Regions from separate parts of the Homo sapiens genome. Here region 2 is linked to region 1. A link is a loop called in an ENCODE intact Hi-C map of the cell type or tissue named here. Cell type or tissue: heart left ventricle. All regions are shown on one strand. Links, peaks and the distances in the headings refer to the core of each region. The heading gives the core; the rest is flanking DNA. Region 1 overlaps SNAP25-AS1 (SNAP25 antisense RNA 1). Region 2 overlaps SNAP25-AS1 (SNAP25 antisense RNA 1).

The links. Peaks named below come from ENCODE experiments on the same cell type or tissue, not always from the same donor. Only the 100,000 strongest peaks of a DNase experiment are listed, where the experiment ranks them.
Region 2: a loop joins it to region 1, with 4 times the contacts of the local background. A loop is called at or near these places in 2 of 110 quality-filtered maps.

What each region holds. Positions count from the first base shown.
Region 1 is chr20:10,071,419-10,084,232 of GRCh38, reverse strand. The region is part of intron 3 of SNAP25-AS1 (SNAP25 antisense RNA 1); the gene reads left to right. Among named protein-coding and RNA genes, the nearest start is that of ANKEF1, 43 kb to the right of the region's middle. RefSeq lists an enhancer at 8,668-9,867. In heart left ventricle, for the core only: no CTCF peak of the experiment used is centred there; no DNase peak of the experiment used is centred there; H3K27ac peaks cover 2,208 bases; H3K27me3 peaks cover 557 bases.
Region 2 is chr20:10,126,533-10,139,346 of GRCh38, reverse strand. All of the region lies in intron 2 of SNAP25-AS1 (SNAP25 antisense RNA 1), which reads left to right. Among named protein-coding and RNA genes, the nearest start is that of SNAP25, 86 kb to the left of the region's middle. In heart left ventricle, for the core only: a CTCF peak has its summit at 7,323; a DNase peak (open chromatin) is centred at 7,256.

The sequences.
Region 1 (12,814 bases), core at 3,302-11,301:
TTCCTATTCTCAGTCTTCTTATGTGTCTGAGAGTTTTTATGTCCTAAGTAGGGACTGAATTCTGCCTTCCCCAGCAGTGGTGTCTGGAGATGCGACCTTCATATCACAAGGAGTATTTTCCCAGCCAAACTACATTTGCTATAATTACTATCCTATATAACTTAATTAAACCAAATATTGTGACAATAAGAATAGAATGGGGATGGAAACAATTCCTCATGATATGTGTAATGCTCAGATTGTTCCTTGACGCCATTACATTAGGCAGAGCTTCCTTGACAGGAGGACTGCATTGGTGTTAATTTAATTACATTCTAATGCAAGCTCACAGAAATTACAATACAGATGAGCTGCATTAAAGGACATCTGTGTGTCTTAAAAAGTGTCTATGACCTTTCCTTTGAAAATGAGACTCATTTATTTAGTAAACATTTCCAGTAGTTTCTCATCTCTCTGGAGGCCACCTTGATGGGAAGAAGCCTAGATGAATTCATTTGAGAAGTCAATGAATCTTCTTTTCTGAGAAAAATGTATAATATCACACTTTTGTGTATTTATTTAGTGGGGTTTTTTTAAACCCTTGTCATCTGCCAGACTTTATTGCAAGCACTTCACAAATAAGAACAAATAAAATAGGAATGATAATAGGACCTACCTCATACATTTATAAAAGATTAAATATAATCTTTATTATATTATCTTATTATATAAGATTAAATGTAATCTTTATTATAAATGTATGAGGTAGGCCCTATTATCATTTCCATTTTATAGATGGAAAATCTGAATCATGGTGAGATTAAACAACTTTTTCAAGGTTAGGTAGCTTTAAAAAGGTATGAATTCCCATGTGACTGACTAATGGGGAAAGGAGATTAGGTGCTTGGCAGATGATACAATTTTCTTCATGAAACACCTAAAGTCTGAATAAATTATTTTGGGGGAACTGACTAGCCTCCTCATTGTCAAAAGTCTTGATTTAACACACAAGAAATTTTTCCTGCCCAGCATCCATTCCCTCTTCTCCTAGCTATAGCAGCCTGATTTTCCCTTGGAAGAACAAATCACTCTCCCTTTTCTAATTCATGGGGGTTGAGTGGTCAGATCCAACCCTCCATCTCCAAAGCTGGGAAATTCACCAGGCCTGGGAATTAGTTGAGGAATGAGCATAAGATCTATGCCCAGACCAGGGAGTATCAGCCCAGGACATTGGCTGGGGCTTCTCAGAAAGAAGTACTCTTTTTGGTAGAGTTGTTAAGAATAGGACATAGGTTGGGGTAGCTGGTGGCCATCTTTTTACTATGGTGAAACCCTGATTGGATTTAAAGCAACACAGGGACATTGATGCTGAGAGATTAAGAAAAATAAATTTGTGATGACATTATTTGATCCTCTGGATTTAGCCATGCCTGAGCTTCTCACTACAGAACATGTAGATGTTTTATTTATTTGAATTGATAGAGTACTTTCATTGTCAAAGCCAGTTTGAATCAAGTTTCTGTCATTTGTAAACAAGAGCCCAGTCTGAAAGTGTGCTAGAACAATTTCCAGGCCCATCCTACTGCCCTGGGAACCTCTGTTCTTTCTGCCCAACAGATCTTGGAGAGTTAGGCTGATTTCCTTTCTCTGAAGCTTCTGCCAACATCCTCCATTCTTTCATAGAAACTTCTCCCCTTTCCTTCTTACCTTCTTCACTTCCTTATTGACACCACTGACAAGAACACAAGGGCCTCTCATTTAAAGGCTTCAGATTAAACATGGAGAAAAAAATGGGTCACATAGAAAATTAGCACAAAAAATTTATGAAAGTGAAACAAATCTCACACATTCTTATAATCATTGTGTATGAGCTAGTGTTGTGATGTTCAATATGGTAGCCATAAGCTACAGGTGTCAACTAGGCATATAAAAGGTGGCTACTGCGATTTTTTTTTTTTTTTTTTTTGAGACAGAGTCTCACTCTGTCACTAGGCTGGAGTGCAGTGGCACGATCTTGGCTCACTGCAACCTCTACCTCCTGGGTTCAAGCGATTCCCCTGTCTCAGCCTCCTGACTAGATGGGACGACTGTTGCGCTCCACCACGCCAGACTAATTTTTTTGTGTGTGTATTTTACCAGCGACAAGGTTTCACCATGTTGGCCAGGATGGTCTCAACCTCCTGACCTCGTGATCCACCCATCTCGACCTCCCAAAGTGCTGGGATCACAGGTGTGAGCCACCGTGCCCGGCTGCCTACTGTGATTAAAGAACTGAATTTCTAATTTTATTTAATTGTAATTAAAAATTAAAATAAAAAACTGATTCAGTTATTGAAAACTTTTTAATGTATGCTTAGAACAACTTGAGTATGTGAATCTTACTTGCCAATGATAAATTTTATGAAATGTAACTACAGATTAATTATTTCTGATAAATTTTACTATCTAAATTGAGATATGGTTTAAGTACATTACACATCGGATTTCAAGAATAGATTTGAAAAAGCAAAATATTTAGTTAATTTTTATATTGTTTACACATTGAAATGATGTTTTTGCTATATCAAGTTAAATAAGATAGATTCTTACAAATAATTTCATATGTTTCCTTCAACTTCTTTGAACATGGTTCATGCTATATTTCCATTGGATATTGCTGGTCTGTAGTTTCTGTCTAACCCATGATTTGAAGTACTCTGGAGGGTGTTTACCACACCGAAGATCATGTGTGGTCTTTTATTCTGAAAGCATTGAGAGTTTGAGCTTTTATTCTGGAAACACATTGAAGAAATGTGTCAGTAAATTTATATTAGTCTTCCTTATAAAAGTCTAAACAATCTAACTAAATAGTTTTTATTATTTTTCATGTCATTAACTGATGTTTGAAAATTTTTTTTTCTTGTCTTGACCTATGTGATGCTTTTCTAGTTCAAGTGTACAAAACCTGAGTTTCTGAAAAATAAAGAAATGAAAAAATGTCATTGTATTCAGTGCAAAATATAAGACGTTATGGATTGTTTCCAGAAATCTTTCTATATTGCATTTTTGTTGCTATTTTGTCCATGTTTTTTACTCACACATGTCTGATATTTTTATTGAAATAATCTGGCAACTCTGGAAAGAACTCCATTTTGCTTCATTTCCCCCACTTTCCAGGAGCCATGACTCTTCCTTCCAGTAGGCTCCTTCTTCCCATTCAGAAACCTAGAGATACAGTTTCAGCAGAATGGTAAATGAGGGTGAATGTCTACCCATGTACCCAAGCCTCAGTGGACCTGCCAACTGGAGGGGTCCAGTGCCAGTGGGCCCCATGCTGTGTGAGATAACATATTCAGTTTCCAAGGATTAGAATGTGGATGTCTTTGGGGAGAAGGCCATTACACTGCCTACCACAATAATTAACAGCAGGAAGACATCCTACATCTGTAAACTGAAGGCTCTTGTTAACCCCTCCTCCATCTAGCATGCTCTTTTCCTGAGAAGACAATTTTTATTCAAGTTCAAATTCACAGCAGTGAGGATTTCTCTTCTGATTATGCATAGCCAAGCAGAAAATTTGCTGTGCATTTTTACAATAGAAGACAATGATAAATTTACATATTCATTAGATGGTTTTCATCAGGATAGCCAGGCAAATCTCAGATTAAACTCATGACAGAGCATTCTTCTAGATTTCCTTAATGAAGGGACAGGCATCATTTACTCTGATTGTTGCTTTGCTATAACAAATCATTTTGGCTGTGATGACAGATTAACACTGTTCTATGAGATAGAGTTTATTGCACTGGTTACAGTGCTTCCACTGAAAATAGGTCAATTTCTTGTGAACCAGGGCTGAACTTGGTAGGTATCTAGAAACTGGATCTTGGAACTAATTATTAGAAAGTGCTAATGTTTGCTCACCTATGATGAATAAACCTTCCTTGCCAAGTAGATTAATTTCTCTTTAAGGAAAGAGCTAATGAAACTTAGAAACTCCCAAAGATATCATGAGTAGACATTTGATTAAGCAAGCAAGTTAAAGCAAGAACTTGGCACATAACCATGAAAATAGTTCTTGTCAAGTCTCTTCACATTTCATAGAGCAATTGCATTCCTCCAGCAACCAAGGGGATGGCACACTAAATGTTCAAGGACTGAAATTATGCAATCAACCATCAGAAATGATCAAGCTGCCCTTCCAGTTAGTCAGAAGTAACTGGTTTTTCCCATCATCCTCCAAGCATTTGTATGGTTTTGTCTGTTTAATTCCTGAAGGACTATATTAACAGGTTGAATTTGTTGCAAAATTAAGATGCAAGAAAGGGACATTTTTCTGATTTCATAGCTCAAGTCAAATGCTGCTCACCCAGGTTAGCAGAAAGTCTAATAGTTGTTGTTATTGTTATTATTATTATCATTATTGGTTTCTTCCTCTTTTTTGAATTAATGAAAACCAAGACAAATGGGGATGTGGCTTCTGGGCTGCCGAGTTATATATTGCCTATCACAAATTGGACCAGTAAATTGTTGGCAGTTATGTTGTCAGCACCTGCCCTCTCTAGGAGGTCTGGTTGGGTGCAATGAACTTAACAGATGCCCCCAAGGATGCAGTGCTTTGTGTTTTAAACTGATTCCCATACCGTCTCTTCTTGAAAGGTGCTTCCATAGGAGTGGAGTCCTCTATCCTGCCAGTCTTGAGAAATCCAACCCTGTCAATGGCCTAGCTTCTCTACCTGTGAGGGGGAAGGTGAAAATTACCTTTTCAACCTTTCCATTGGCATTTATTGAACATTGTCTTAGTTTAGGTTTCCTTAAAAGCAGACTCGGAGACAAGAATTCAAGTGTAAGTGGTTTACTTGGGAGGTGATCCCAGGAAACACTAACAGGGAAGTGTAGAAGTGAGACAGGAAGGAAAGGCAGACACAGGAGGCCATTATCAAGTAAGTCACCACTGTGGGCAGCTGGGGCTCAAGCCCACTGGGGAACTCTGGGAAACAGTGTAGAACACTCAGAGTTAACCTACTGAGAAGTGAAGCCAGCTGGACTTCCCGGGTCAAGTGGGAACTTGGAGAACTTTTCTGTCTTACAAGAGGATTGTAAAATGCACCAATCAGCACTCTGTAGCTAGGATTGTAAAATGCACCAGTCAGTGCTCTGTAGCTAGCAAAGGGATTATAAAATGCACCAATCTGCACTCTGTAAAAATGCACCAATCAGCAGGATTCTAAAAGTAGCCAATCATGGGGAGGATTGAAGAAAGGGCACTCTGATAGGACAGAAATGGAACACAGGAGGGGCAAATAAGGGAATAAAAGCTGGCCACCCCACCCAGCAGTGGCAACCTGCTTGGGTCCCCTTCCACGCTGTGTGGAAGCTTTGTCCTTTCGCTCTTCACAATAAACCTTGCTACTGCTCACTCTTTGGGTCCGTGTCATCTTTAAGAGCTGTAACACTCACTGCGAAGGTCCGCAGCTCCATTCTTGAAGTCAGCGAGACCATGAACCCACTGGAAGGAACCAAGTCTTGACACCCATGGAGGGGTGAGGGAGCTGGGTTACTTCCACCAGCTCCTGAATTGAGTGCTGCCAGCAATTAATATTCCAGACTATCCAGTCTACTATGCCCAAGGCCAGAAAGGCTTCCTGCTGCTTGGGAAAAAGCCCTCTGGCAAAGAGATACAGATCCTGGCAGTTGGAAGTGGAATAAGCTCATGCTGTAGTGGTGAGGCCCAAGGGGCAGTAGTACAAAAAGTTTCTTATCCAGCCTATGATTAAGGCACTGAAATAGGTGCTGTAGAAAAGCTTTATCTACTTCATTCAGTACATTAGGGAGAAGCAGCTATGTTTTGCTGGCTACGTGCTCAGAATCGTGCCAAATGATATAAGTGAAACAGAAGAAATAGGAGGCATGGTCCCTCCCTGATTTGGAGGAACTTATTCTCTAAGTAAGGAAGACAACCCTGGTGCTACCATGCACCAGTGGGTAAATGGACAAAATAAAATGTTGATTTAGGCATTAGGGGACAATTGGAATTCTGGGAAAGGCTTCATGGGGAAAGTAGGAAATGAAGGATATTGTTTTCAGAAAAGAGCCAACGCCTATATAATTTGAGGGACAATGAGAGGAAGCCTGGAGGCAAATTTAGCCCAGTATGTTGGTAGACAGTGAGCAAGCCCATGAGAATGGAGTTGATGGAACATGTTCAAGAGGACTGGGAATCTAACAAGCAGTGTTGGCTTGTTATTGCCCTACAGATGTCAGTCATTACCCTGAGTGCATAATTCCTCCTGAAAAAGTCCACTCATGCCCACAGTACCGTCAAAGAAGTGGTTGTGTCATGGCAGATGACTCTGTTTCCACTGTTGAATCTGATTTGGATGGGGCAGGGACTTGACCTTGGATGGGCTCATCAGAGTCTGTTTTTTTATTTTATTTTGTTTTTGTCTGGCATTTGGACCTACAGAATTAAGGGACTGGATAAGCTGGTTCTCTATAGAGCCAGGGCAAGAGCTTCTTTGCCTTAGGAAGCCACAGTCATGTGCAAACACATTACATTAGAGTAAAACATCATAGGCAATATGGGACTACAGCAAAAAAAGACGAGTACAAGTGCTAAGAGAAACAGAGGAGAGACACCATGTGGCCCTAGCAAGTAAAGGTGACTTGCGAATCCCCCCAAGCCCGTCCAGTACTTCTAGCAATGTAGAGTCCTCTGTAAACTTTCCACTCAAGCTAATTTGAGTGGAAATCGAGGATCCTTCTCTAAGATGACATGGCAGTCATTAATTTTTCTATTGCCTACTAATTTTTCTATTGCTCTGTTTTTTTGTCCTATGGGTTGATGTCATAGCTGTTGATCTTCATAAGCAAACCTTGAGAATTGTGTGCAAGTGGTTTACTAAGGAAGGCTCCACAGAGACAGTAAAGGAATGGGGGAAGTAGGACAGGGAATGGAAGGAAGTGAAGCTGGCGGTGAATTCAGACCACGTCTGTGGAGCCTGCAGGGGGCGCTGCAGTGGAATCTTGCCTCAGGTGCGCTTTTCTCTTTACCTGGGCAAGGGAACTAGGCATTTACACCCTTGCTTATTGTCCTGGGGATGTAGAGGTAAATTAGACAAGATCCTTACCCTCAATTCATTTACAGCCTAGTTGGGAGAGACAAGCTTGCAAGCACAGGAAACTAGAAACAAGGCTTCTGGGTGGAGGAGGATAAGAAACACTCTACCCAAAGGATGTTCTCTGCAAAGGGTGAATGATTTAACATCTATGTGCCTCTCCCCCACCAAACATGTTAGAATCACTCAGCAACACAAGCATGGCTCATTTCCTCCCAGGTACTATTTTCTTATCTCTTCCAGAAAACAGAGCTTCCTGAAAAACAACTATTGAAGGAATATGGTAAGAACCTGGCAGGAGCCCAGTTTATACTCCGTAGCTTTGACCTAAGAAAGAGAAGAGTAAATATTAAACCCAAGGTCGGTAAGACTTTTGTGTATTTTTTCTTTTTCCTTTAAAGGTATGTTTGCTCTTTTAAGAACTGGGAACTTATTGTTTAAAGTATTTTTGGTGCAAGGGTCAGGCTGCCAGGAAAGCAGTGGGCATCTGCTTGTGGTTCTTGGGGTTTTACCCAGTGTCTGCAACCTCTATTTAGTGCAGGAAGAGAGTGTGGTCCAGCATCTACCTGCCTATCAGGAGTCTTAAGGGCCCAAACTGGTAGAACACTGAGAGCTTTTTCTTTATTATGGGAAATGATATGCCATATGATATCATTTCATTATATAACCTGCTAGTAAGTTACTATATTAAGAGCTCACAATTAGTAAACTTTGGTATTTCTACATTTGAAATAGCACAATACTGGAGCTTATTGAGAACAGTAATTCAGGATTCTGTGAAAGTCAGCGTCCACTAAATATTTCACAACACTGCAAAACTTGCACCGCTGCTGCACACAGGCAAACAGTATGAATTCCCACAGGGCTTGGCCAAGACACTGTGTCATCAGTGCATCCATAGTGTTATCTACAGTTTTTAATTGCCGCTATTCTTGCTGCTTAATCATCAGTCATTGTTGGTCCCAACTCTTCTTACTCTACTTTCTTTTATATTTGATTTTCCTTTGTAGAAAAATGTCTTGTGAGTTTGGGACTCCCCAGAAGTAGAGATGTGGATGTGAGTGCAAGTGATTTGCTTCGGGAGTGATCCCAGGAAACAATGGACAGGAGTGAGGAAATAAGACAGGAAAGGAGGAAAATTACTAAAGGAGTGTGCTAATGTGCAGAATTGCTGCTGTGGGTAACTGGGGCTCAGGCCCTTTGGGACTCTAGGGAGACTTTGCAGGACATTCCTCAATGTTGTCCTACCCAAGAGGTGAGAAGTTGGGATATTTATCCAGCATTTCCTGTCTGATGTCTGTTGAGGGCTGCTTCCTGAGGCATCAACTCACAGATTCTTCCAGTCTGCCCTGCACGCTGAAACACGCTCCTGCAGCCAGAGAAAATCCTCAGGGAGAGCACCAGTACTTGCTGAGAGGCTGTCAGTGAGAAAAAGAATCAGAAGAGACTGTTAATGGAATTGGGTGTACATGGGACCTCTGACAGCATCTGCTTTGGATGCATACTTCCATAAACAGCAGTTAGGGCCCACAGTCTTCTAATCACTTGACTTTGAAACACACGTGTTGCATTTCAATGTGTTATATAAGATCAAATTGCTGATCAAATTGCTAAGTATTCAGTGAAAACTATACGTAAGGATGTGATCTTAAAATTGAAACCTGGATAATGGGAAGAACCCAGCCATGTGAACAGCGAGGGGAGAGTGGTCTTAAAGTCTTTCCTGTTGCCCATTTATTTTTTATTTTATTTATTTTTATTCTTTTAGATACAGTCTCGCTGTTGTACCCATGCTGGAGTGCAGAGGCATGATCATAGCTCATACAGCCTCGAACTCCTGCATTTTGCCTATTTAAATTCTGAGCCTAGAACAAGGAAATTTAAATCCTGGATTGCTTGAAGACTGATTCTTGGCAATCACATTCTCATTCAGAATAAAATTGTTTTTAGCCATCTCCTTCAAAATAAACTTTCAAATTTTCCATTTGATATCATTATAATGTTCACGTTCTCTTGTCTAGTCAGTTTCTCTATGCCCACTATTCGTGAAATTTCCCCATCTCATTTCCCCAAACACTGCTTTGACAGTTTCTTTTTTCCACGCTAGGTTTCTCTAAGCCCCCTCGGATTTGCATAGAAACTATAGTTCCTTAGATAAAAATAAAACCTTATTTAAGACCCAGAAAATCTCAATCCCCTATGCCAACAGCAAAGAGGGCAATTTGGATACCTGAGCCTGGACTTGCTCAAATCTTTCTAGTTACAAACTTGCCCCCACTGCTTCCAGCATCTCAGGCAAAAGGTAATTCCATATCTCTTAGACACCAGTGTTGAAATTTTTTAGACTCTTAATGTTCTCTGAGTAATTACATGGCATGAAAAAAAATCAGATGAGTTTTTGAAGAGATGACTTCTCCCCAAGGCCCTGAGTCACAGATTTTTTTTCTTTCTATAGAGTCACTGTCAAAATTGTGAGTCATCCATTTCTTCTTGCCAGTGCAGCACACTCCCAGGGGACACGTGGCTTCACTCCTGAACAAGTTCAGTAAGCAGTGCTGGAGAGAATACTGAAAACGTTAAAGAATTATGAATACAGCTCAGATCTCACTTTCCTGTTTTTTAGATTTTGGGAATTCATTCAGGTGGAAACAGCATTTCTTGCCATCACATGATGGGGGTGTCCCCCTCTGCCATGTTTCCCATCAGTTCTATCTTCCTCCCTTCCAGTTTCTCTGGACATGTCTGACTTTTGAAAGAGTAATTTTCTCCAACATGTATTTTGAATTATCTTCTCTGTACATAATTATTTTCTATCTCCTAGAAATTCTTCATAATTTTTGTTCCTCTAATGGAAGATTTTAATTTTTTATGTACTATTATGCATTATTTTAATCAGTTTTTTTTGCTAAGGCTTTACAGTGAGAGTAGGTACCTGTACTCAGTTTGTAAGTTGATAAAAATTTTTAATAGCTCACTATACATGATTTATTTTTGCATATCCAGCAACACAATGTTGGCTTTCAATAAAGGTTGAATGAATAAAATGTTTAAAGCATTGCTTTTTAAGAAGTTCTAACCTAGTGAAGTCATAAGCAAACTTGAAAAATGTGTGTTAAAATAATTCTAGGTATCAGGTTTTCTAATCTTGTATGCAAAATCTTATATCAATTTAGTTGAATTTGCTTATACAGTGTTAGCAAGAAAAACAATTAATACATAAGCATATCTTCGCATAGCTGCAACAGAAAAAAAAGAAAACGCCCTCAAAACTATAAACCAGTATTTTAATGTATGTATGATTCCTGCTTGATGCATTTCATTACTGATATTCCAGGCTTTTTTCTTTTAATACTTCCAATGACCACAAACTCATGATACCCTCATAAGGCGATTTAAAGCAGTTTCGGAAAGTTCTAATTGTTGGGGGAGAAATTATTTAGGAGCCAAATTATGTATTGTGGACTGTTTTAACTGCTGTGCTAAAAAATTTAGATAGTTTCTGTGTCAGTCACCTTGATTAAGAAAACTGCAAATAAATCACATTAGCAACCGAAATGGAAAAAGCAAACCATCAATATTGAGCCTCAATGTCCCCTGCTAGCTGTAAATCCCTAATTCCCCATGCAATACATTTGTTTACCTAGCAAATGTGTACCCATTTGAGTACCTGTCTCATTAGAGGGCTATAAATGACTACGATTTAGTAAGTATATTGTTCAGAATAGATTTATTATTTCAACTTCTAGCCTTGATAAATCATCATGGCCCAAAGGAACACTTTCCTAGTTCTTTTGCAAAAGTCACGTTGCCCAACGAGAAGTTCTTGAGATGATCACTCTGAGCCATCTGCTCTCCGTATGTGATGTAGCATAGGCCTCTGTTCCTGGATTTCAATTATGGTGTCAGAATTTTAGCCAGGTTTCTTACATTGATCCCTTTAGGATAGAATCCAAGATATATTATTTGCCTTGTTTTTAACCTCATATCATAAGACTGAAAGGAGATTATCAAGGCAGGTCTTGAGATATTGTCTTATTAATAATTTGGCAAGCATGATCAACATCTGAGGTTAATCCCCAAGCTGCATGTAGATAGGAATAGTCTAAGCCTCCTTGACTTTCTTAATATTCATTATATTACTGCTGCCTTCATTTAGGCTCTCTCCATTTCTAATCTGGATGATGACCATTGTTTACTGTTCTCTTTAGCTTCAGCCTTGCCACATGTCTTATCTGTCCCCTCCTGCAGCCAGAGTGCTCTTTCTTAAATGCATACCTGAATATGTCACTCTGCTGCTTAACTGCTTTGTTGTATTTTGCATAAAATTCAGGCTTCTTATTATGGAATACAAATCCTGCAGGCCAACTTCTCCCACCTCATCTCCTGTCACTATCTTTCTATCCTCCAACCATATGGAATTGCCTTTGATCCTAGATTGCATATGCTCACTTGTGACTCTATTCCTCTGTCTTTGGCTGCATCCATTGAGAACTAGCCTTACTGCAAAGCCCCCAGGAAGCTTTTGGTTTTCCTGAAACCTTCTCCTCCATCAGACGAGGTTTGTGTTCCATCGCAGTGCCATGGCATCCTGAGCATATCTCAAATCCTAGCATTAATCACTCTGTATTATAATTGTTTCCTAGTCTACATCCTCCTCAGACCTGGAGCTCTTGGAGAGGACAGGCTAGGTTTAATTTCATTGATAATACCAGGGTGTAACACGTTGTTGTTGCTTCATATTGCAAATGCATGACGTGTGTGGGTGCTCGAACTCAAAAGTGAATAAATGTTTGGCACTCTGGAAAATACAATTGCACTGCTAAGGACCATTCTGCAGAATACACCTTTTGAGTGAATGCTAAAGTAGCTAAGTAATGGCTGCTTTTAGGGGAAGCACTAAAATATGAATAATGACTATCTCTGATGGTTTTTTCCCTGGGTTATGTTTTTGACTTAATAATTTTCATATTTCCTTATAAGGAACTATATAGATTGCATTTATAATTATACACAAATATTTAAAAGCAGCATATATTATTTTGTGTTCTATTGCACCTCTATGGCAAATGTTTGCAGAATAAAAGGACTAGGGTAAAGTCCTCAAGTGGTCAACAGTGATATTTTTCTAGGGTTGGAATTATGAGTGATTATTTCTTCCTTGTAATTTGCAGGGCTTTCTCTGATATGATTTTGTTTACAAGATTTTCTTTTACAAGAAAAAATTCATTTAAGTATTAAAAAATTAAATAGATGGCATGATGATTAATAATTTGAATAATCAAATAAACCACCCCTGTCAAGGGACTACTGAATTTAATCAAACCTTACTTATTGTCAAATCATTTAAGCTGTCATTTTGAGAGCACATGGAAAACAACATAAATATTGATGTGTTTTTTTAAATGGAGAAAACTATGACTCTGGCAATTATAAAACTGGAAATTTTGTTTTAGAGCTTTGGGAGCCAGGTGTGCCATTGGGCTGGAAGCAGACCCCGAGTCCAGTCATGAATTATGGAGTTGGTTTTTAATGGAATATAACTGTCTATTTTTGCTGCCAAATCTATTAGCCTTTAGTACATAATACACCGGAGATTAAGGCCCCATATATTCAGCAGAAGATTTACTGTGAAGCAGTAAAAATAGATTTAGTCATAATTTATACAGGTGCATGTTTATAGGTAGAGTATGTTTGTAAAAATGGCAAGGAGAGAAAGAAATTGATATTATTTTAGAATG
Region 2 (12,814 bases), core at 3,155-11,154, 55 kb before region 1:
ATCTCTGGTCTCTATCACTATCTTGTTCAGGCCCTAACTGAATACAAGGCAAATACCATGGCAGAGCTGTGCTTAGAGAAAAGTTAGTTTACAACTTGAAAAAGCCTAGAAATCAAATTTGTCTAAGAGTTGCCCATTTTTGAGGCCTAAGTCTGTGATTCTCAACCAGAGGCAATTTTGCCTCCTAGGGATATTTGGTGATGTCTGGATACATTTTTAATTGTTATCACATAGGGTAGGGATGCCGCTGGCATCTAGTTGTTAGAGGCCAGGGAATGCTGCTAAACATCTTACAATGCACGACTCCTCACAGTAAAGAATTATCCAGTCCCAAATGTCTACAGTTTCAAGGATGAGAAGCCCAGAGCTAAACCTATATTTCTTTGTATAACTGACTCTAAGGGCATATCAGATGTTATCTTTGGGCAGCACGGCATTAAAACTGATATCATTTATTAGGAAAAAACAGGAAAACTTCACCAAGTAAACGACAGCTTCCAGAGAAGAGACCAGAATTCTTCTATTATTTATTACTCCATTGAAAAACATAAAGCAAAAGTAATTATCTGCTCCCTTTTTGAGACTTAACATATTTCATTGGATTTATATGTCTCACTGAGGCTTCCCTTTTTTATGAACACTTCCGTATTACTCAGATATCAGAGGCTCCATGATCTACCTAGTTATTTACTCTTTCATCCATTCAGCTTATTTAGGGAGCACTTACTATATGTTGGGCACCCTTAGAATTTCTCATTCCCAAGATGTCAGGTTTAATTTTATGTTTGTTTTGTTTTGTTTCAAATGCTGTATATAAGAGTGCATGAACATTCACATTCATTTTGAGACGCCTAGCAGTGAACACCATCTTTCTGTTTACCCTGCACCTTTGAACACCCCTTCCTGTGTTATGAGCCTTGAAAGTGGTAGAACCTGCCTCCCACTGGAGATAGCTGAGACCTGAGATGCATTTTCCCACCTTACCTTATAAATTACGAGATACAGCTGTGTAGGACTTTATATTAGAAGCTAGTGGAACCCATTCTGGTGATAGCTAGAAGTAGGTGCAAACGTTTAATGGTAGCAATAGAAGCACACAGATTCACTGTACAAGCATATTTCTTGGTATATTCTATAATTTAGTATCATGTTTTATAAAAACATATTTGATGTGTTTTGTTAGTAAGAGGTATGCCAACAGAATTTGATACCACTAGGTCAATGAGGATGATATTAAGCTTAGAACAATGGTGATCTCAAGAGAGAACTCATTAGGCTTAATCTAAAACTGCTGAGCAGCAGGCTTTTGTCCCTCAAAAAAGAAAGAATTTTCTGGCAGATCCACAAGCCCAGCAAGGTCCTCAAAAAGGTGTGACCTAGCAAAATTGTCCCCACTTTCCACTGTAGGTTCCAAGGGAGGATGTGGCCAGGGCAGGCTCTGGTCATGAAAGTTCCAGCTCCACCATTCTCTTAGTTTTGCCCCTTTGAAGCCACAGGAGTGGCTTCCCAAGGAGCCAGGATGTGAAGCAGGCAGAGGGTTCAAGGTCTGACCTGAAAGCCTGACCTCAGGAGTGCAAACAATGAGTGAATACAGCACTTCCCTGGCCACAGTGTACTGGAATGCCCTTGTCTTTCTGCTAATTCAATTTAGCTGTTTTGGATTCCACACCGATAACTCCTTCAGACAATGCTTCTTCCTGTACCCAGCTACAGAAAGACTAGAAGGCGTCTAGCCGGAAAACAATGCTCTGACAATAGAAGAGAAAATCAATGGCAGATGCCCCCTTCAATTTTTTTTATCTAATCCTTACAAAAACCATGCGAGAAGGGTTAGTTTCTATTTTTCAGGTAGGAAAATGGAGATTCAAAGTGGTAACCTGAATTCTAACTCAAGTTAGTCTGATTTTCAAGTCCATATTCTTTTTAATTAACTGCAAAAGTCAATGTGGATTTCATTTTATAACTTGTTTATATTCAAATGAACAAGATTTTTGTCATGGAAAAATCCAAGCCTTACCGGGAGGGAGAAAACAAGGAACATAAATTCAGCTCCTTTGGTGAAAGGGTGACATTGCATATGGTTTCAAATCGCCTGGAGACGCAAGAAATCTGCTCTGAGTTTGCAAATTTGATTCTGAGGACTCCAGGCACGGGAGCTGTGTCAGATTCAATGTATCTGCCCAGGGATAGATTAGGACCAGGTGACTGCCAAGCTGTTCTCTGTACCTTTCTGACTCACCTGCTCTATTCAGCAAATCACTGTGCAGTCAGACCTTTGAGGCAAAAGGTAACTTTGTGCCCTCTGCCTTTTGCCCTCTACCTCTCTCAATGGGCTTTTTAAGACACCATGTTGGTGGCAACCAGTGACCACCTGCTTATAGGCACAAGTCATTTGAAGTCATAAAACAAGAGCCAGCACCAGCCACTGAATTAACAAGGATGTCTCAGCTTTTCTTTGAGAATACATGTTTTTTTCAAAGGGTCAAATGGGGTACAGATGCTCCTCAACTTACAAAGGGGCTATGTCCCGAGAAACCCTTCATAAGTTGAAAATATTATAAAACACATTTAACACACCTAACCTACCAAACATCATAGCATAGCCTAGCCTACCTTACATATGCTCAGAACACGTACATCAGCCTATATTTGGGCAAAATCATCTAACACAAAGCCTATTTATATAAAGTGTTGCATATCTCATGTAATTTATTGAATACTGTACTAAAAGTGAAAAACAGAATGGTTGTGTGGGTACTTGAAGTATCGTTTCTTCTGAATGCTTATTATTTTTTCACCATCATAAGTTGAAAACCGTGAAGTTGGACCATCACAAGTAGGGGGTTGTCTGTACATATGTGAACTCTGGAGTCAAATTGCTCTCAACCTGGTCCTTCTCTTTACTTACTGTCTGGCCTTTGGATGTTGCTTTACCTCTTTAATGCCTAGGTTTCCTCATCTGTAAAACTGACTGATTTATTCCTTCCATGCATACGTCCTGAGCACCTACGCTATGCCAGGCCTTGATTCTCTGTGCTGAAATGGAGCACTGAGCAAAGCCAACCAAGTCCTTCTGTTCTCCCAGAGGAGACAGGTCATAAACAGATACAATTGCAGCATTATTTTAGGCAGTGCTAAATGCCATAAAGACAAATCAAACAGTGTAAGGGATGGAGAGATGGGGGAGGGGTGGTTATATTATCCCCTCTTTGGGAAGACTGGGAAGGACTGGGGAGGAAATAGTACCCTGAGAAGATCAGAATAATGGGAAAGGAGGGAGATATTTGAGGCAAGAGCATTCCAAGCCGAAGTGAGGACAAAAAGAGACAAAACAAAACATAATAACTGTACCTAGCTTATTGGACTGCTGTGGGCGTTAAGTGGGATAATACCTGTAAAGTGAGACCATAGGAGCTACTCTGTGAAGGTTAGCTTTGCATGTGTTGTAGGCTTTCAGAGTTAAAAGAATGCTGAGTTCTATTCCAACTTTTGCTTATAATGCAGGTGACTCCTATACATAGTCGTGGAGCTTCAGCTTAAGTACCTGTCATCATGGGGGGGCTCCTTCTTCAGGAAGCAGGGCCTGGCCTCCCATTGTTGGGTGGTTTTTCTTTGTGAGAAAGTGCCTCCTTCTACCGAACCTATATCCCACCTGCGGGAACCACAAAGAACACACCTGCTGCCTCTTCCCACGACGACGCCTCCAACGTTTGAAATAACGTTTCATCTCAGCTCCATCAGTTCCTTCAACCACTCCTTATCTATATGGCTTTCAGATTCCTCACACTTTCATTTCATCATTTCAAAAACACAGCACAATATGCTCCATCTCTGAAAGGCACAGGAAAAATGACAAGATGAGCCTTTGAGGCTCGAACCTCCTCACACAAAAGCCCTTTCCTAAATAGCAGAGCCCTTAGATAAAGGGGAGTATGTCTACGCTTCTCAGTGTGTGCCTGCCCCTTCTCGCCATCCTGCTCAGGCACACCCCCAGTGTGCACCAAGTTGAAAACACATTTTTGGTAATAATTGAGAGACTAAGTTGGCTGATAAGTGGGTCCAGCTTCCTGGAGACAGGTATGAGAGGAGAAGGCAGGGAGGGTTGGGAGGGTGATGAGTAGCAGTATGTTCACAGCAGATGTTAATGCCCTGTTATTAATTAAGCATCAAATTAACAGGACTAAGACAGAGCTGATGAGTCAAAGTCCTAGGATCCACTTCATGTGAGCCAGCCAGGTCCTGCTACTCAGCTTCAACCCAACCTCCCTATCCCTGCCAGCTGCCTTATAAACATAAGCCATGGCCACGGAGGTTAGAGAGTATAGATGGCTCATCACAAACCCATCCCTGCTTCTGGAAAATAATGGCCCAATGGTAAATGAGTTGGGCTGTGTTGTCTTTAGAGCTTACCTGACAAATCCTCCCTGGCATGACTTCTGAAGCAATGGGCAGATTTTATCACCATAGACTACAGGCCTGAATTGTAAGCAGTTCATTCAATGGTGAATGAGAATTTCTATATAACTATGCAATTGTGAAGTTCTGTACAATCTTTTTTGGATTCAATTGTTGGACAAACAGACATTGTGGGTGGTAGTTAGAAACAAGAGATAACAGTAGAGTCATGTTTAGATCTGTTTATTCATTTATTTCAATTTTTGTATTGAAAGCAAAAATCTTAATTCTTAAATGGAATGCAGGAAGGATGAGTGTAAGAAAAACTGAGACACCTGCTCAGTCTGATCTACTATGAAACAATAGTCTTGGTGCCAACAGCCTCTAATCAAAACTTCTCAGTGATTTATCTGCTCTGTTGGACTGGCTTGATAAAGCAGCCACCACACCGATGTTCACACGATGCCACTCCAGAATTCAATTTGCTGGGGACTGCCAATTGGCTGAGTAACTGCTGGAAAATAATGAGCCAGTTTCTCACTGGCTGATCTACTTGACTGACAGGTGGGTTGGACAAGGCCAGGAATCTTTCCTGGGCCTGTCCATTTCAGGACAGCAGGTAATCTGACCTTGAAGCTGTCCAAACTGGGCGAGTTGCAATTTGGGGATCCTGATAGCATCAGCAACAAGAATTTGCAGACTCATCTTACCTGAGTCAAAGCTTTTGCTGTTGTGGAAAATGTGTCTGAAAAATGTCACTGCCTTCCGCAGTTTGCAGACATATTTTTTTTTAACTCATTGGAGGTGGGAAATTACTATTCCTTGAGCTCTCTATACTTGGCCAAAGCCCAGACATCCTTTAAAGGCAAACTCCTTCATGGATTTTTTTTTTTTGACCACTGATGTGCACAATAATCTCTCTCTCCCCTGAATTTTTAGAGCTTCTTTTGTCTAGATCAGTAGATTTCAAACTTTAATGTGCGTGGAACCTCCTGGGGAATTTTCTTAAAAGGCAGGTTCGGATTTAGCAGGTCTCAGGTGGGGTGTGAGACTCTATCTCTAACAAGCTCTCAGGAGATCCACAGTTCTGTAGCAAGGGTCCATTTCTTTGACAGTAGAAATGGGCTGCGTTGTGGGCTTGCACGTTTCTCCACATGTATCTGAAGCTTCTTGAGGGCTTGTCTGCTGTCTTCCTTTGTACCCTCCCTAGCACCTTGGACAGTGCTATGTAAGCAGGTGGTGCTCAATAAATATTTGTAGAATAAGTGAATGCCTATATGGTAGACAGTGTACTGATTTCTCACTAGCACAGTGACTCAAGCATGACAGGTACTCAATAATTATTAATCGAATAAATGAGTGAACTGTCAGTATCTAGGTGACTAGTGAGAGAAGACTGAAATCTGAGCGAGATTGTTAAGCCCTGTCTGCTTCAGTTAAACAGGTGGGAAAAATAACGATGGAATTTCAGATAGGATGGTATCTGAATTAACTCTTTTATACCCTTGCCATGTGACATCCAACACTGAACCTTTTCTGTCATGAAGATTTTTTAAAATTTCCACTGTCGTGATAGGGTTTGGATTGAATTCCCTGATGTGTCCTGCTTTGGATGTTGTGTACAGGTATACACAGCAGGGAGTAGGGAAGAAGGTGAGTAGCATCCATTCTGGCAAACCTTATGAGAAGGACATCCCAGGCTGCTTGAAAAGCTGTTAATCCCTAAGCAGTGGTTTTGGCTGATGCTTTTCAGGGACCTCCACCTCCTTTCCCCGCCTCTGATCACCTGCCAACATACACCTGACACTCACAACGATTTTTAACCTGGGCCTGGAAACTTGACCCTCCTTCTTGCATGGCTTTGTCTGCTGGGAGGTTGGATTCAGTGCCCTTGCCACACAACTAGGCCCTGACTGAATACAGTCTGCAGCGGTTCATAGAGAAAGGCATCTGTCTCCTCTCTCTATGAACACTGGGGAAGGGTAACATTTAATATGGACGGCAGAAAAGTAACATTTATGGAGGCAAACTGGGCAGCTGGGAGCACCGGGGAGGCTGCACAAGGCAGAGGCAGGTGTCCTATTCTTTAGACTGAGGGGGTTGATCGGGCTCACACTCCATGGGGACAGCTCACTACACATTGTAGCTTTACCTCCCCACAAGCTTCTTTACCTGCCCCGAACAGCTCCCTCACCAGCCAGTGGTACTCCCTTCCCTTTGCCTGTCCCAAAACCTCTGCCATTAGAGCCATCCTTTTAGGTTAGGAAACAAATCAGACACTGGCTTTGGAAGGCCACTGCTAACTATACCTTTGATGTCTGGCGCCTGTGGGGGTGGTGTGGGGGAGGCTGTACATTTTCTTGGAGTCTTCCCATACCGGTACACAGGCAGGCAGAGCCCTGGGGGTATTTTTCAGCCTCCTCCAGCTGGATTTGAAAGGAGGCCATGGAATCTAGTTTCACTGATCTGAACCATGAGCCGTGCTGAGCCCGTCTTCCTGGCTGTGGGACCGTCGTGGGGCTCAGGGTCAATGGGGAGCCTCCAGACATCTTCAGGGTAGGCAGAGCAACTCTGCAACCTGGAGCTGCTTCCTGGAGGGGGGTGCAGAAACAGATGGTAAAAACCCAGGGTCCTCGGACCCTGCAGGTGTGCAAGGGCATGGAGCTACACCCATCTCGGGTTACTGCAGTATGAGCTACACCCATCTCGGGTTACTGCAGTCTAACTGGCATTACTGCAGAGCTGTGTTCCCTCTGGTGCAGGTGGCATGGATGCTCTGCAGTACCCAGCAAAGGTGCACTGGGCAGCCTCCACTCTCCCTGCGTAGCTGAGAGCTCTGCAGTGGGGGTGCAGGCCAACTCCAGGCTGGCTGCCAACAGGCTCTAACAGACTGCGTCACAGCACAGACCTCCTGTCTGCAGGCAAGGGAGGAGCAGACAGCAAGGCCAGGAACTTGAAATGCGTCTCTGGAGCCCCTTCATTCCTCTTTCCCAAGCCCCTCTGGGCCATTTCACGTGGTGGCTGGGGTTCCTCATTCCTTTTCCCTTCCTCTACCCTGCCCCTTTTACTCCCACTTACCACACTGCAACATTTATGTCCTTGGTGGCTCCTCATGCCAACTTTCAAACAAAGTTACACAGTGCATGCCCTTAGGACACTGCTCTCTAGAGAGAGGCAGGCTGGTTGGCCTGATAAAGCGTTAGGAGTGCCAGTGGGTATCAGTGTGAAATAATGGAAATATCTGTGTTCAGAAAATCAACAGAGCCTCCACCTAGAGACCTTCCCCTGGCAGAGAACCAGCAAGGTGCCCTTGGCACATCAAATTCACCTTTCCGCGTCATATTTCCCTATCTGTAAAATGAGAACAATTATTCCTCCTCTCTCTGTTTATAGAGTTTTGTATAAAGTATCAGTGGGATAATACACGGCTTCACAAACTTTAACATGCCCGGGAATTACTTGGGGATCTTTTAAAAATGCAGATCCTGATTCCAGGTCTGGGGTGGGGCCCGAGATTCTGCATTTCTTACAAACTCCTAGGTAATGGATGCAAGTAGTGGGGAGGCCACTCTGGGTAGTGGGGGAGCTAATAAATAAAGGATAATCTGAACATTGTGAAGGACCAGCAAAGGTAACATTTAAATTCTTTTATGTATTTACCCTTCTAAAAGGCATATTTGTATCTCTAAAGGAATCTTCACGTCTTTACTTCCAATGAATGTCATTTTAGGCACTTCAGATAGCCACTAGAGACAAAACGTGAAGTTAGGAAGAACTGATATCATTTCTGTAGTCACTGGAGCTACCTTCTTCTTTCTCTCCCTTTTCCTCCTCTTGCCCTCCCTCCTAGAGTGGGCTTTGAATTCAGGGGCAGATTCTTACTGAGCCTGGGAAAGGGGGACCAAGGGTGTCGGGTCATTACTCAAACCAGTTGATGAACAAAGGAGGGATTGATTAAAAGCCACAGGTTTAGCAAGAGAAAGAGAACATGTGTGCACCAAAAGACATGTACAAGAATGTTCATAACAGCCCTATTCATAAAGTCAAAATGTCTAATAACAGTAGACCAGAATAAATTGTAGTATATTCATAAAATGGAATATTACAGAATGATAAAAAAGAACATCTTACTATAACATGCACCTCCATGTAAGAATTCTATAGGCAAAATGATGAGCAGAAAAAAAAAACAGAGTTGAGGGCACATACTGCATGATTTCATTTATATGAAGTTCAAAAACAGGCAAAACTAGTTTGCAGTGGTAGAAGTTAGAAGAGGGGTTGCCTCTGAAGAAGAAGAGTTGACCAAGAACGGGCACAAGGGAGACTTCCGGGTGCTACAAAGCCTTTCGTGTTGATCTGGGAGCTTACACCACCAATTCACCAGGCTTGACTCTTAAGATCTGTGCAATGTACTGTTCTGCGTTTGCATTTGTTTTGCTTTTTTTAGTTTTGCTTTTTTGAGACAGGGTCTCACTCTGTTGTCCAGGTTAGAGTGCAGTGGCATGATCACAGCTCACTGCAGCCTCGAACTCCTGGGCTCAAGGGATCCTCCCACCTCAGCCTCCTGAGTAGCTGGGTCCACAGGCGTATGCATGTCCAGCTAATTTTAAAATTTTTTGTAGAGACAGGGTCTCCCTACATTGCCCAGGTTCGCCTTGAACTCCTGGGCTCAAGTGATCCTCTCACCTTGGCCTTCCAAAGTGTTGGGATTACAGGCGTGAGCCACTGCACCCAGCCAATTTACTGTATTTTTGTTATACCTCAATAAAGAAAAAATTTAAAGCTACAAAAAAAACCTAGTTCTAATTTTACCCCCAAATCTCACACTTCTGGGCCCTTCTCTCTTTCTCTTCCACATCTTTCATAAAAACGGAAGCCCATGTTGGCCCCATCAGTCAACTTCCCTGATTGGCTCCCTGCTGGCTTCCCAGGTACTTTTTCTAGATCACATAACAGAAATAGAACCTGCCTTCTCATCACTTCCTCCCCGTGTGACTTCACAGAAGGCTGCAGGCTGTGCTGTTCGCAGCTCACGAGCCCCTCTGAGCTCTAAGCCTGCTCTGTCTCGAGTGCTGTGTTCCCTGACCACCAATGCCTCTGCCTTCTCCGTGGTCCATTTCCTCACACCCAGAGTCAGGTGTGCAGAGCTGTCTGTAGTTTGTAGTTTAATGTTTCTGTCCCATATTTGGGTCTCTCCAGGAAAGGTCTGAAAGTTGTGAGGTATTATTGAACTGTTGTCACAATAATTCTGCCTAACAAGGCACCCCAAAAGTCAGTGTCTTCAAATAGCAGCCATTATTAGTTCTCAAGGTTACAGGTCAGTGTGTGACCCTTTTGCCCTGGGCCCTTCTCTGTTGTTCTCAGCTGGGCTCATATGGGAGTCATTGGTCAACTAGAGGAGTGCTGCTCCAGGATGGTCTTGCCCACATGTATGGTGGTCAGCTGGCTGTTTTGGGGGGGATGGCATGACTGGGGCACAAGTCTCTCACGCTAGTTTGTCTGGGTATCATCACTTGGTGCTGGCTAAGGGTCGGAGAGGAAGAGGAGAGTGTTCAAGCCTGCGGAGGCCAGGCTTGGAACTGGCAAACCATCCTTTCCACCACATTCTATGGCGAATTCAAGTCATAGAGCAGATTCAACTGGTAGGGAAACAGAGTCTATTTCTGGATTGGAAGAATCACAAAATCACATTGCAAAGAGTGTGCATACAAGGAGGAATGGGAAATCAGGACTATTTATTTTTCTGTAATTAATCTACTACCTGTGGCAGGGGCGCCAAGACAATGGTGTTGAGAATCAGGTCTTTTCCCCTCCACAACCTGTCTATGTAGAAAGCAGCATTTATCCAGGCCTCCTAGGCTGCAGCCCCTGATACTGACCCTACAAAGCGGTCAAATGTGTTCTCCAGTCGTCTTCCATGCTTTATTCCTTTGGGGCTCAGCAGGCTGTTTTCATCTTGCCTGGTGAAACAAATGTGTGGCAGTGTGGGAGAGCTCATAAGGAACAGTCTGAAATGTGGATTCTTGTTAAGTGTTATGTGACAGAGGAGGAAGAAGAGTGGGGCTAGACATAGATGTGGTCTTTCCTGGTGCTCTTCTGGGAAATTTGACCTAAAACACTCCTCCTGTGAGCAGAAATATTTAAGATAGGAGACAGCTGTAATGTTTAAATACCCTAGGTGATTTCTTTGTATAAGTAAGGTTGACTACCATTGTTATAGGGGAAGTTCTCAGATTTTGGCTTATGTCAGAATCACCTGGAAGGCTTGATAAAACACAGATTACTGGGCTCCACCCCTAAAGTGTCAAATTCAACAGGGCTGGGATGGGACTGAGATTTTGCATTTCTCACAGTTTCCCAGAAGATGATTATGCTGCATGTCTAGAGCAATATTTCAAGAACCACTGCTTTAGGCCAGTGCTTTTCAAACTAAGATGCACAACCACCACTGGAGGTCTTTTTAAAATGTGGGTTCTGATTTAGCAGATTTAGGATGACTGGGAGTCTGCATTGCCAACAAGGGTCCAGGAAATGCTGATGCTCCTGGAGGGAAGACCCTACTCTGAGTACCAAGTTTCCAGATTTTGCTCCCCCCATCATTTTATTTTGCCTGTGTGGATTGGGTGTTTTAGCATTCTGCTGGCTAGGTCCTCAGATGGGGGTTGATGGAGAGGAGCAATAATCCATTAGGATGTTTGACAGGCAGTAGTGAGCATCAGATGGCTTTTTTGGGACTAGAGGCAGAGCTGGGTAGGAGGGTGCCTACTCTAAGTGCAAGAAGGACATTTTCTTGATTAAATGTAAACCTTAGCTGCCAAGAAGAAAAACGTAGCTGATGAAAGATGTATATATCAAAGTAAATGGACTTAAGAGTATTTCTCTGTAATAAAGATTTTACTGTTTGGACTTGTTTGCAAAATAAAAATTTCTGGCCAGGAAGTAACACTAAGATATGAACAAAATTCCATAATTAAGTGGAATGAAGTCAGTCAAGAAAAGACAACATGAGCCATCTTCCTCAACTACAGTGGCCCAGCATTACACACCGATATTACAGTTGGTGCTAGCAATTCAACTTCCAAACTTTTATCAAGAGTAAAAATCATCCAGTGATGAAGAAATAATAAAGAAAGGTGTAAATACAATGGCAAATGTTGCATTTTCAATCTTAAGAAGAATAATTTCCAAAATAAAATCAAGCACACTTTACCAAAATTAGACCTTATGCAATACAATTGCTAACCACTCTTTTTACTTTTATTTTTTACTTTTAGGAGACAGGGTCTTACTCTGTTGCCTAGGCTGGAGTGCAGTGGCGTGATCTCAGCTCACTTCAACCTCCACCTCCCATGCTCAAGTGATCCTCCTACCTCAGCCCCACTGAGTAGCTGGGAATACAGGCATGTACCACCATGCCCAGCTAACTTTTTGTGTATTTTGTAGAGATGGGGTCTCGTCACATTGCCCAGGCTGGTCTCGAACTCCTGAGCTCAAGTGATCTGCCTGCCTCGGCCTCCCAAAGAGCTGGGATTACAGGCATGAGCCACCATGCCTGGCCTTAACCACTCTTTTTAAACTCTTTGTACTTTCCTATTGTCCCTTCCAGCCCTGATGATGAAATATTTGATTAATGTTTTTGTATGTTATGCCACATGAGTGGTGGTCACTTGCTGAAGCTTCCAGGCAGCCTTTTAGAAGTGGAGAGACCCAGCTGGCATGTACCTTTTACCTTTTGCACTTCTCATTCTTCTTCCTGCCTTGAACATGGCAGAGGTGAAGCAGCTGTCTTATGGCCTTGAAGTGTTGAACCTGAGGGAAAAGGCCACTTACCAAGGTAGAAGGAGCCTGGGACAACGATGACATTCTGGTTTTGCAGAATCAGCCCAGGGTAGCTGAACTCCATTCTTCTTGTGACAAAAAAATAAACCCTTATTTAGTTAGACCACTGTAGTCCAGTTTCTTTCTTTCTTTTTCTTTTTTCGGCCTACAATAGTCCCAACTGTTATAATCACTTGCTTTTTAAAAGTAGCTCTGTTACTGGCTGTAGTTAGAGCAGTAATTCTGCAAGCAGCAGAATCATCTGGATGGGTTGTTAAAATACAGGTTTCTGAGTCCCAACCTCAGAGATTCTGATTCAGTAAGTCTGGGGAGGGGCCTGATAATTTGCATTTTTAACAAGTTCCCTGGTGATGCCCATGCTGCCTTCTGGGCACCACATTTTAAGAGCCAACTAATATAAATATACAGGAAAGGAAAAAAAAAAAACCAGTATGTTGTGGTTTCAATGTATCCCTTCCTCAGGCAAGGGCTTTGAATGGGTGGTGATACTTCAATGTCCATTTCTTGAATCCCCTAATTCTGTGACCCTGTTTACACTTGCCCAAAGACATAAATATTATCTACCTTTAACTATTAC